Linked DNA regions of Homo sapiens: regions 1 and 3 are each linked to region 2. A link is a contact called in ENCODE Hi-C or POLR2A ChIA-PET data. All regions are on one chromosome and are shown on one strand. The core of a region is the stretch at or near the end of the contact, and the rest is flanking DNA. Distances in the headings are between cores, read along the strand shown. Region 1 holds the start of ZNF486 (zinc finger protein 486). Region 2 holds the start of ZNF14 (zinc finger protein 14). Region 3 overlaps LOC105372310 (a long non-coding RNA gene).

Region 1 (4,121 bases), core at 1,000-3,499, 430 kb after region 2:
GGTGAACCAGATGAATAGGTCCTGAAGTTAGCCCCTAGCAAACTGCAGCAGCGCTACAGAAGATGGACCTGACCATTGAAAGAAAAACAAACAGAAAGCAACAATGCATCAACAAGAAAAAAATGTACCCACAAAAACCTCATCCAAAGCCACACATGGTGGCTCACACCTGTAACCCAATACTTTGGGAGGCCGAGGCAGTGGGCAGAGCACTTGAGGTCACGAGTTCGAGACTAGCCTGGCCAACATGGTGAAACCTTGTCTCTACTAAAAAATACAAAAAAAAATAGCCAGGCGTGGTGGTGCATGCCTGTAGTCCCAGCTACTAGGTAGTCTGAGACATGAGAATCACTTGAACCTGGGAGGCAGAATTTGCAGTGAGCTGCGATTGTGCCACTGCACTCCAGCCTGAGTGACAGAGAGAGAGACTGTTAAAAAAAAAAAATCCAAGTGTCAGAAGCCTCAAAGATCGAAACTAGACAAACTCATGAAGATGAGAAAGAATCAACAAAAAACAGCTGAAAGGCCAGAGTGCCTCTTCTCTTCCAAATGATCAAAATGTCTCTTCAGCAAGGTGCAGAACTGGACAGAAGATGAGATGCATGAATTGATAGAAGTAGGCTTCAGAAGATGGTTAATAACAAACTCTGCTGAGCTAAAGAAACATGTTCAAACCCAATTTGAAGAAGCTAAGAACCTCGATAAAAGGTTAGAGGAACTGTTAACTAGAATAACCAGTTTGGAGAGGAACATAAGAGGATGAGATGCATGAATTCACAGAAGTAGGCTTCAGAAGACGGTTAATAACAAACTCTGCTGAGCTAAAGAAACATGTTTGAACCCAATTTGAAGAAGCTAAGAACCTTGATAAAAGGTTAGAGGAACTGCTAACTAGAATAACCAGTTTGGAGAGGAACATAAGAGGATGAGATGCATGAATTCACAGAAGTAGGCCTCAGAAGATGGTTAATAACAAACTCTGCTGAGCTAAAGAAACATGTTCGAACCCAATTTGAAGAAGCTAAGAACCTTGATAAAAGGTTAGAGGAACTGCTAACTAGAATAAACAGTTTGGAGAGGAACATAAATGACCTGATGGAGCTGAAATGTTTGGCATGAGGCCCAGTCACTAGGGCCCTTTGCGACTGGGCTCAAGGAACACAAAAACGTTATCTTGTTTTTCAATAACTAACATATAGGAATAGATTGAAACAGAGATTTCTCTGAAATGACACTACATGAATGCCTCAATGAATGCCTCAAGGGGGTCACACAACCGGTTCTGAGACTTGGTGACCATTGTTTGTGTCTGTGTTCAATTTATTTCAAAATTAATATTTAACTTTTCCTCCACAAATTCCCCTGTCTTGATGAATGGGCTCTGTCTAGGCAAAAGGCCTGTCTTTATGAATCAGCTCTGTCTAGACAAAAGGCAAGGTAAAACCCTTGGGCTGTTACACAACCTCCGCCTCCTGGGTTCAAGCGATTCTCTTGCCTCAGCCTCCGGAGTAGCTGGGACTACAAGTGCACACCAGCACACCCAGATAATTTTTTGTATTTTTAGTAGAAATGGGGTTTCACCATGTTGGCCAGGCTGGTCTTGAACTCCTGACTCAAGTTATCCGCCCACCTTGGCCTCCCAAAGTGCTGGAATTAGAGGCGTGAGCCACTGCGCCTGGTTCTAAATGATTTCTATTTCCTGTAACAATTTGAAATTACTTAAAGGTTGTTTCAAATTGAAAAAAAGAATGTAGATAAAATATAAAAAGTTAAAAAAATTACAAGTGATTATGAAATATATGTGTAAATCTCGAGAGGTCAAAAGTGACAAATCTGATTTATATATAAGGTTTTATTAAAATTAGCTTTAGTATTGATAATACACTATTACCAAAGTAAAAGTTGATTTTCTAACAAAAATTTTATGTATTATTAATATGACAGCAAAATACTTCTGTTCACCTTTTGAATACATGCAAAAAGAGAGAGAGTAAAAAAGAGATAGAATTTTCCCTTGCTCTAGGGTGGGCCTGGCTCAGCTCAGGGAGGAAGCCCTGCCTGAAAAGGCTGCAGCTTAGGCTGTTACTCTTTCATCACTCAGCCCAGCATCTGATCACATCCTCTGTCACTCAGGGACTGAGTGGGCGGGGCCTTAAGCATTATCCAATCAGAGACGCTGGGCTGGAAACCGTCCAATCAGGCAGGCAGCTGGAGCAAAGAGGACGGCTTCCGGGTTTGGCGCGGCCTTTGTCTCTCGCTGCATCTGGAGCTCTAGGTCGCCTCTTCGCTACTCTGTGTCCTCTGCTCCTAGAGGCCCACCCTCTGTGGCCCTGTGTCCTGTAGGTATTGGGAGATCCACAGCCAAGATGCCGGGACCCCTTAGAAGCCTAGAAATGGTGAGAGTGCCCATTGGACATCCTGAGAGAGGGGAGGGACTGGTTGATGGGAAGTGGCTGTGGAGGGACTCAGGCCTCCCCGTAGTCAGCTCCACAATCTGCGTCCGGACTTCTCCTTACCCAGCTCGGCCTCAGTCCCCTTCAGCCATAAGATGGTGGCTGCGCTGACAGCCGGTCCCGGGGCGTCCTGTCTCTTCCCTGCGCAGTGACCGTGCCCTGGCCTGGCGCCCTCTCTGTGCAGCAGCTCTCCACCCGCAGCTTCGGGTCTCTCCCAGATGGTGCGGGAACCACGAGAAGGTCATCAGGGGAGAATCTTGACTCGGGGTGCGGGTTCACGATTCGGAAGAGCTTTGGTCCGTGGGGTTCACAGTTTCTCTTTTCTTTTGTTAAAAATTTATGGGGCCGGGCGCGGTGGTTGACGTCTGTAATCCCAGCATTTTGGGAGGCGAAGGCTGGCGGATCACTTGAGGTAAAGGGTTGCTAGGACAACTAAATTCCTCTTCAAAGACTCAACTTCCTGATCAGAAGTTGTAAAAGTTGTAAAACAACCCTACCCCTTTTTCTCCCTTTTCCTTTTCTCGCAAATCGCTCGTTTATCCTATTTGGAAAAAGTTTGGGTCTAAGCCAACCGGGATCAGCTTAGATTGTGCGGTCTGACCCCAGCCAATAGGGGAAGGACACAAAAACAAAAACTACGTTGGGGTTAAAAACCCATTCCTGGTCGGGCGCGGTGGCTCACGCCTGTAATCCCAGCATTTTGAGAGACCTAGGCGGGAGGATCTTGTGGTCAGGAGTTCTAGACCATCCTGGCCAACACCGTGAACCCCGTCTCTACTAAAAATACAAAAATTAGCCAGGTGTGGTGGCAGGCACCTGTAATCCCAGCTACTTGGGAGGCTGAGGCACGAGAATTGGTTGAACCCAGGAGGCGGAGGTTGCAGTGAGCTGAGACCGCGCCATCGTACTTAAGTGTGCGTGACAGAGCAAGACTCCTTCACACACACAAAAGAAGGGCCAGGCGCAGTGGCTCACGCCTGTAATCCCAGCACTTTGGGAGGCCAAGGCAGGCGGATCACCTGAGTTCGGGAGTTCGAGACCGGCCTGACTAACATGGAGAAACCCTGTCTCTATTAAAAATACAAAATTAGCTGGGCTTGGTGGCGCATGCCTGTAATCCCAGCTACTCGGGAGGCTGAGGCAGGAGAGTTGCTTGAACCCGGGAGGAGGAGGTTGCGGTGAGCCGAGATCGTGCCATTGCACTCCAGCCTGGGCAACAACAGCGAAACTCCGTCTCAAAAAAAAAAAAAAGTAAGAATCTTAAAATTTTCTTCCTTTATGTAAACACTGTTTGAGTAATTTCACTGGATTTTTCAAACACTTAGTTTCAAAAACCAAGTGAATAACACTGACATGGAAATTAAAGCTTGAACCTAGTAATTCCAAGCTAAGGCTAATATGAAGTCTGCAAAAGGAGGGGGTTAAAAAAAATTTTTTTTTTTTGAGACAGTCTTGCTTTGTGGCCCAGGCTGGAGTGCAGTGGCGCGATCTCGGCTCACTGCAACCTCCGCCTCCGGGGTTCAAGCAGTTCTCCTGCCTCAGCCTCCCAAGTAGCTGGGACTACAGGCACTCGCCACCACGCCCGGCTAATTTTTGTATTTTTAGCAGAGACGGGGTTTCACCATATTGGCCAGGCTGGTGTCGAACTCCTGACCTTGTGATCCGCCT
Region 2 (3,835 bases), core at 190-2,689:
ATTACAACCACACGAGGAAAGAAAAAATCACAACATACACTTACAATCAGAATGTATCAAAGTGGTGTGTGTCATAAACATCACTCTCACAAACACCTCAAAGCTTACCACTTAGCCGGGCGCGGTGGCTCACGCCTGTAATCCCAGCACTTTGGGAGGCCAAGGCGGGCAGATCACAAGGTCAGGAGATCGAGACCATCCTGGCTAACACGGTGAAACCCCGTCTCTACTAAAAATACAAAAAAATTAGCTGGGCGTGGTGGCGGGCGCCTGTAGTCCCAGCTACTGGGAAGGCTGAGGCAGAATGGCTTGAACCTGGGAGGCGGAGCTTGCAGTGAGCTGGAGATCGCGCCACTGCACTCCATCCCGGGCGACAGAGCGAGACTCCGTCACACACAAAAAAAAATGCTTACCACTTATATACGGAACAAATGACATACAGAGATTTTGCATCATCATGGCACTCCAACATAGGCGAAATCTCTTGGGTAGAAACCACACAGATAAACACACACAAACAAGAAAATTTAAAAGAACCTGAACAAGCTCACAATTAATTCCATCCAGAAACCAAAGAAACTAAAAATCGCACACATTCACGCAAGGGAACAAAATTACCCAGAGCGAAGGGAAACTGGAATTAAGGGTGGCTAGAATTAATATTTGATCAAGGAGTCCAAAGGGAAGAAACACAAACTTTCTGATCAGTTAAGATAAGGAGTCCCCTTCCCCGCAGTTCGAAAAGAAAGCCCACATTCAGAAGGTCAAAAACACCCCCAGACTTGAGTGCTGGGAGCACTAGAGGGGGTCAGTCCCTGGTGATGAGGGCAGGGGCGTTTGAACAGCCACAGGAACCTGACCCCGGCAGCAAGGACCTAGCCAGGCTTCGGTTCTCACAAGTGAGGAAACGCACCCGTGGATTCATCGTAAGGTTTCCAACCAAGTGGTTTCTTAAACGCACAAACCCCACAGACCGAGATGGGATCTCCCCAGGACCCTCCCGCTGTCACCGAACAATCCGGGGAGACGCGGGGCTGCGGGCGCAGAGCTGCCCATAGAGGGCTCCAGGACCGGGGGCCGAGGTCGCCCCGCGGGGACGGGACAGGACGCTGGGGCTCCCGGCTGCGGGTCCAGCTCCCACAGAGAGGACCGAGGGCCGAACTGCGCCCGCGGTGGCCCCCGGGTCTGCAAACCCCGGAGTTGACTGCAAGGAGGTCCCCGGCCTCGGCCACAGACGGTTCCAACCAGAAACCTCCCCTCGGACACTGGCCCCGCACACTCACCATTTCCCAGCGTCCGGGAAGTCACGGTGTCCTCCCTACGGATCTGTCAGTACCTGCAGGTCACGGCGCGACAAAGGATGCGCTAGAGCCACCTTCGGCCTTCAGGAGCAGGTGAAACGCAATCTTCCCATGGGCCAGGAATGGCGACGTCCGCACTGCGCAGGCCCAGCGTGGCGCCGCTCACATCTTTTCAGCTGAGGTCCTGATTGGACAGATCCAATGGCCCCGCCTCTTTATCACTGAGTGACAGCGGAGCAGGAAGGGGCGTGGTTGAGCTGGCCTGGCTTCAGTCCGGCTTGTCCCCGCCAGGACGTTTGCGTTTAAACCGAATGTGTTCTTTGCCTCCCATCCATTTTAAGTGTTCTCTTCAGTACTGTTAAATACATTCACATTGTGAAGCCAATTTCCAGAATTGTTTTCATCTTGCAACACTGAAATCTGTCTCGTTGCACAACTCCCCGTGCACCTCCTTCCCTCAGGGTCTTTTGCAACCTCCATTCCATTGTCTGAGTTCGTGAATTTGACTGTGGGAATCTCATGTAAATGGCGTCATAAAGTATTTGTCCTTTCCTGACGTGCTTATTTCACTTAGCATAATGTCCTCGAGCTTCACCTTGTAGTATGTGTTAGGATTTATTTCTTCTTTTTTTTTTTTTTTTTGAGACGGAGTCTCGCTCTGTCGCCCAGGCTGGAGTGCAGTGGCGCATCTCGGCTCACTGCAAGCTCCGCCTCCCGGGTTCACGCCATTCTCCTGCCTCAGCCTCACGAGTAGCTGGGAATACAGGCGCCCGCCACCACGCCCGGCTAATTTTTTGTATTTTTTTAGTAGAGACGGGGTTTCACTGTGTTAGTCAGGATGGTCTCGATCTCCTGACCTCGTGATCTGCCGGCCTCGGCCTCCCAAAGCGTTGGGATTACAGGCGTGAGCCACCACGCCCGGCCTCTTCTTCTTTTTTTTTTTTTTAAGAGACAGGGTTTTGCTCTGTAGCCCAGGCTGAAGTGCAGTGGTGTGATCATTGCTCACTGCAGGCTTCAACTCCTGGATTCAAGCAAGCCTCCAACCTGAGCCTCCTAAGTATCTGGGACTACACGCACGCACTACCAGGCCTGGCTAATTGTTTTAATTTTAATTTTAATTTTTGGTAGAGATGTGTGTCTCCTTCTGTTGCCCAGGCTGGTCTCGAACTCCTAGGTTCAAGCAATCCTCCTGCCTCGACCTCTCAAAGTGCTGGGATTACAGGTGTGAGCCACTGCCACCGGCCAATTTACTTCTTTTTTTTTCCTTTGGAGATGGAGTCTCGCTCTCGTTGCCCAGGCTGGAGTGCAGTGGCGCTCAGCCACCGCAACCTCTGCCTCCCAGGTTCAAGTGATTCTCCTGACTCAGCTTCCTGAGTAGCCAGGATTACAGGCGCCCACCACTACTCCCGGCTGATTTTTGTATTGTAGTAGAGATAGAGTTTCACCATGTTGGCCAGGCTGGTCTCGAACGCCTGACCTCAGGTGATCTGCCCTCTTTGGCCTCCCAAAGTGCTGGGGGTGTGAGCCACCTCGCCTGTCCCCAATTTACTTCTTTTTAATGCTTTATTTAAACATTTTTTAAAGAGTTCCTAAATTAGTCAGTTCCTAAATCTACATACAATAGAATAGAATTGTATTCTATTGTATGTAGATATCAAATTTCTGGATTTTTCTGGATCTATTTATCTTTCTTTCTTTTTTTTTTTTTGAGACAGTCTTGCTCTGTTGCTCAGACTGGAGTGCAATGGCGTGATCTCGGCTCACTGCACTCCACCTCCTGGGCTCAAGCAATCCTTGTGCCTCAGCCTCCTGAGTAGCTGGGGTTACAGGCATGTGCCACTATGCCCAGCTAATTTTTGTAATTTTAGCAGAGATGGGGTTTCGCCATGTTGCCCAGGCTGGTCTCAAACTCCTGGGGTCAAGAGATCTGCCCACCTTGGCCTCCCAAAGTGCTGGGATTACCGCATGAGCCACCTCGCCCGGCCTTATTTATCCTTTCCTGGACACCTAGGTTGCTTCTGCCTTTGGCTATGGTAAATAATATGTCTATGAACATGGGTGAACAAATATGTGGGTTGCTGCTTTCAGTTTTTTAGGGTATGCTCAGAAGCAGACTTCCTGGATCATATGATTACTTTGTATTTATTATTTATTTAAGGAATGGCCATACTCTTTTTCCTAGCAGCCATAGCATTTTCCATTCCCAACAACAGTGCACAAGGATCCCAAAAGGTGTTCTCACTTTTTTGGTGGTGTCCTTTGAAATACAAAAGTTATCAATTTTGCTGGGCATGGTGGTTCATGCTTGTAATCCCAGTACTTTGGGAGGCTGAGGCACGAGGATCGCTTGAGGCCAGAAGTTTGAGACCAGCCCAGGCCAACATTCCAAGACCCTGTCTCTACAAAAAATAAAACAATTAGTTGAGTGTGGTGGTGCACACCTGTAGTCCCAGCTACTCAGGAGGCAGAGGCAGGAGAATCACTGGGGGCTGGGAGGTTGAGGCTGCAGTGAGCCATGATTGTGCCACTGCACT
Region 3 (3,722 bases), core at 1,055-3,554, 510 kb after region 2:
CCAGAAAAAAAACTGAAGGATAGCTGAGGACACATCACCCTACAAAGTTTACAAAGGGTAATCTTGACCCAAAAACATTTTGGTAAGTTCTCTGGAAAAATAAAAGAAAAAGAGGAGCCGGGCGCGGTGGCTCACGCCTAACCCCAGCACTTTGGAAGGCCAAGGCGAGTGGATCACGAGGTCAAGAGATTGAGACCATCCTGGCCCACATGGTGAAACCCCGTCTCTGCTTAAAATACAAAAATTTAGCTGGGCGTGGTGGCGCGCGCCTGTAGTCCCAGCTACTGGAAAGGCTGAGGCAGGAGGATCGCTGGAACCCAGGAGACGGAGGTTGCAGTAAATCGAGATCGCGCGACTGCACTCCAGCCTGGCAATAGAGCCAGATTCCATCTCAAAAAACAAAAACAACAAAAGAAATGCAGGCACAGATATTTTTTACAATACAGTGTCAGGGGATTATTCTTTGCTTTCTTCTGGGAAATATTTACAAAGAGAAAACAAGTCTTTTCAATAGTGTTATGCAATGCTTTAAAAAAAATGATTAATTGAGGAACGTGGGGTACATTTCAGGCCCTGCTTAGGACACATGTGAAAAATGCTAGGGAAAAATCAGTCCCCTGTGGGGTGTGGAAATAATTAAGTGGCAGGCAATTAGACTGAGGATGCTCTAGTCCTCGGATTCCTCCTTCTAAAATAAAAATCTAAACTCAAGTGCAGTTTTTGCTAAATTACTACATTCGGGAAACAAAATTCAGGCTTAAAAAACCATAAACTGCCAATTAAGCTCTGATTACATAACCAGGAAATTTCCACCTTAATTGTACAAAGAAACTACATAACTATACGTATTGAATTATTGAATATGGTTTTCTTCATCATGCACCTTATCAATGTTTCCTTCAAGCCCCTCCCATGGACCGCAAACTACAAACTATAGCTGGGTGCTCTTGAATGACTGATTAAATTATTTGATATTTTTGCGGTGACTCCCATAATTTATGTATTTATTTATTTTTTTAGACAAAGTCTTAGGCCGGGCGCGGTGGTTCACGCCTGTAATCCCAGCACTTTGGGAGGCCAAGGCGGGCGGATCACGAGGTCAGGAGATGGAGACCATCCTGGTTAACACAGTGAAACCCCGTCTCTACTAAAAATACAAAAAATTAGCCAGGCAAGGTGGCGGGCGCCTGTAGTCCCAGCTACTCGGGAAGCTGAGGCAGGAGAATGGCGTGAACCCCAGGGGGCGGAGCCTGCAGTGGGCCGAGATCGCGCCACTGTACTCCAGCCTGGGCGACAGCGAGACTCCGTCTCAAAAAAAAAAAAAAAAAAAAAAAGGACAAAGTCTTGCTCTGTCACCCAGGCTGGAATGCAGTGGTGTGATATCAGCTCACTGCAGCCTCCGCCTCCTGGGTTCAAGCGATTCTCTCTCCTCTGCCTCCCGAGTAGCTGGGACTAGAGACATTCGCCATCACACTCAGCTAATTTTTCTATTTTCTTTGTAGAGATGGGGTTTCCCCATTTTGCCCAGGCTGGTCTTCAACTCCTGACCTCAAGTGATCAGCCCTTCTCAGCCTCCCAAAGTGTTGGGATTACTGGCATTTCGTACCTGGCACCATACTTTTTTTTTTTCTTTGAGACGGAGTCTCCCTCTGTCGCCCAGGCTGGAGTGGTGGTGCAATCTCGGCTCAATGCAAGCTCCACCTCCCGGATTCCACACATTTTTAATAACAGAAAAGAGAAACTGTGAACCCCACGGACCAAAGCTCTTCCCATTCATGAACCCACATCCCGAGTCAGGATTCTCCCCTGACGACCCTCCCATGGTCCCTGCAAAATCTGGGAGAAACGCGGCGCTGCCGCTGCAGAGCTGCCTAGAAAGGGCTCCAGGCCATGGCACAGTCACTGCGAGAGGAAGAGACAGGAGGCCTGGCGGCCCGGCTGTCAGCGCAGTCGCCATCTTAAGGCTGAAGGGGGCTGAGGCCAACCTGGGCAAGGAGAACTTGGGGCGCACATTGTGGAGCTGACTGCGAAGAGGCCTGAGTCCCGCCACAGTCACTTCCCACCAGTTCCACCCTGCCCCTCTTCCTGTCTCGGGATGTCGGCCGGGCACTCTCACCATTTCTATGCTTCCAGGGTGTCCTGGGGTTTTAGCTGTGGATCTCCCAATACCTGCAGGTCACAGGGCCACAGAGGCTGGGCCTCCAGGAGAATAGGACACAGACCAGTGAAGACGAGACCTGAAACGCCGGCTGCAGCTAGAGACAAAGGCCGCGCCAAAAGCGGAAAGCCGTCCTCGTCGCTCCAGCTGCGTGCCTGATTGGACGGTTTCCAGCCCAGCGTCTCTGATTGGATAATGCTTTAGGTCCCGCCCCTCAGGCCCTGAGTGACAGAAGATGTGATCAGATGCTGGGCTAAGTGAAGAGAGACAGCCTAAGCTGCAGCCTTTACAGGCAGGGCTTCCTTCCTGAGCTGACCCAGGCCCCCCCCAGAGCATGAGAAAATTCTCTTTTGTACTCACTCTCCTTTTGAATGTATTCAAAAGGTGAACAGAAGTATTTTGCTGGCATATTAATAATACATAAAATTTTTGTTCAAGAGAAAATCAACGTTTACTTTGTTAGTAGTGTATTATCAATACTAAAGCTAATGTTTTTTTTTTTTTTTTTGAGACGGAGTCTCGCTTTGTCACCCAGGCTGGAGTGCAGTGGCGGGGTCTCGCTCACCCGATTTTCCTGCCTCAGCCTCCTGAGTAGCTGGGATTACAGCTACTATTGTTGAAAAACAATAGACAATCACAAAAACAAGCTGACCTTTTTGTGTTCCTTAAGCCCTGTCCTGAAGAGCCCTGTGACTGGGCTTTATGCCAAACAACTCGTTACTAAAGAGCTGTGGTCCCAGACTGCACCGAAGCTTCATGAGACCTCTCCTCGTCTGTGCACGGACGAGTGGCCAACTCTGGAGCCCAGGCTGTTGCTTCCCTGTCTGGTGGTGAATCCTCCACAGTCTGATGAGGGTGGTGTCTGACTCTGGAGCTCAGGCTGTTGCTTCTTGGTCTGGTGGTGAGTCCTTCATAGTCTGGTGAGTGCGGGTGTCCCACTCTGGAACCCATGCTGTTGCTTCCTGGCCTGGTGGAGAATCTTCCAGCCTGGAGAGTGCGGTGTCTGACTCTGGAGCCCAAGGCTGGAAACTTGGGGACGTCCCAAATCCCGGAATGGAAACTCCCCCAGTTCTCCCCCTTGGCGTGCCCTATCTGGTGAGTTTCGGGGGAACTCATGACCCAAGTCATAATAGGAATTTCAAGCCTCATAAAGACATCATGGTTGAAGCAGAGGTGTTTCGTTTCCAGCAAAGCCCAATAGCAAGCTAACAATTGCTCCTCGAAAGGGTTATAAGCTTTGCTGGCCTCTGGCAGTTTCTGGGTCCAAAACCAGAAATGTACCTCTTCCCATCTTGTTTCTGCCTAAGGCTCCAATTAGCATGTTGATCTAGGACAGTTACTTGCAGTTCTACGGGACCATCCCAAATGGGTCATAGATCCAGGGCCAGTTGCACTGCTTGTTTATCTTGTTCGGAAGCCATGATCTCTTTCTCTCCCCAAAGTCATAGCGTTTTCTGGTGGCTGCATGCAGAGGTTGTAACATGTTACCCAAGTGGGGAATATGATGTCTCCAGAATCCAAACAAGCCAATAAATTTCTGAGCCTCATTTTTAGTGGTAGGGGT

What was found. Hi-C counts contacts between places; a loop is a spot of excess contacts on that map. ChIA-PET counts read pairs that join two places held with the same protein, here RNA polymerase II (POLR2A). Pooled maps may share reads with other maps.
Region 1: a map of B cell shows a loop between it and region 2 (35-fold over the local background). The contact joins the promoter of ZNF486 here to the promoter of ZNF14 in region 2. A Hi-C loop is called at or near these places in 4 of 168 maps with a recorded cell type or tissue (B cell, adrenal gland, ascending aorta and 1 more) and 12 of 50 pooled maps. POLR2A ChIA-PET finds 5 or more read pairs at or near these places in 4 of 52 experiments (Panc1, activated T-cell and activated naive CD4-positive, alpha-beta T cell).
Region 3: a loop to region 2 is called in a map with no recorded cell type, with 21 times the contacts of the local background. The contact joins the enhancer-like site here to the promoter of ZNF14 in region 2. A Hi-C loop is called at or near these places in 2 of 37 single-sample maps with no recorded cell type and 6 of 50 pooled maps. POLR2A ChIA-PET finds 5 or more read pairs at or near these places in 1 of 52 experiments (activated naive CD8-positive, alpha-beta T cell).

The regions. Positions count from the first base shown.
Region 1 is chr19:20,164,965-20,169,085 of GRCh38, forward strand. ZNF486 (zinc finger protein 486) reads left to right here and starts at 2,250. Exons shown (of 4, transcript NM_052852.4): 1 at 2,250-2,396. The coding sequence starts at 2,367. The region is part of intron 5 of LOC105372310 (a long non-coding RNA gene); the gene reads right to left. RefSeq lists an enhancer at 2,832-3,773.
Region 2 is chr19:19,731,673-19,735,507 of GRCh38, forward strand. It overlaps ZNF14 (zinc finger protein 14), which reads right to left and starts at 1,440. Exons shown (of 4, transcript NM_021030.3): 1 at 1,284-1,440. The coding sequence starts at 1,286. RefSeq lists a silencer at 946-1,095.
Region 3 is chr19:20,236,172-20,239,893 of GRCh38, forward strand. It overlaps LOC105372310 (a long non-coding RNA gene), which reads right to left. Exons shown (of 7, transcript XR_007067164.1): 3 at 2,811-3,619; 4 at 2,117-2,379. Among named protein-coding and RNA genes, the nearest start is that of ZNF486, 71 kb to the left of the region's middle. RefSeq lists enhancers at 1,514-2,024, 2,536-3,054. Within about 2 kb of position 2,305, at least 17 of the 41 ENCODE cell types and tissues checked have a DNase peak (open chromatin) inside an H3K27ac peak, as active enhancers do.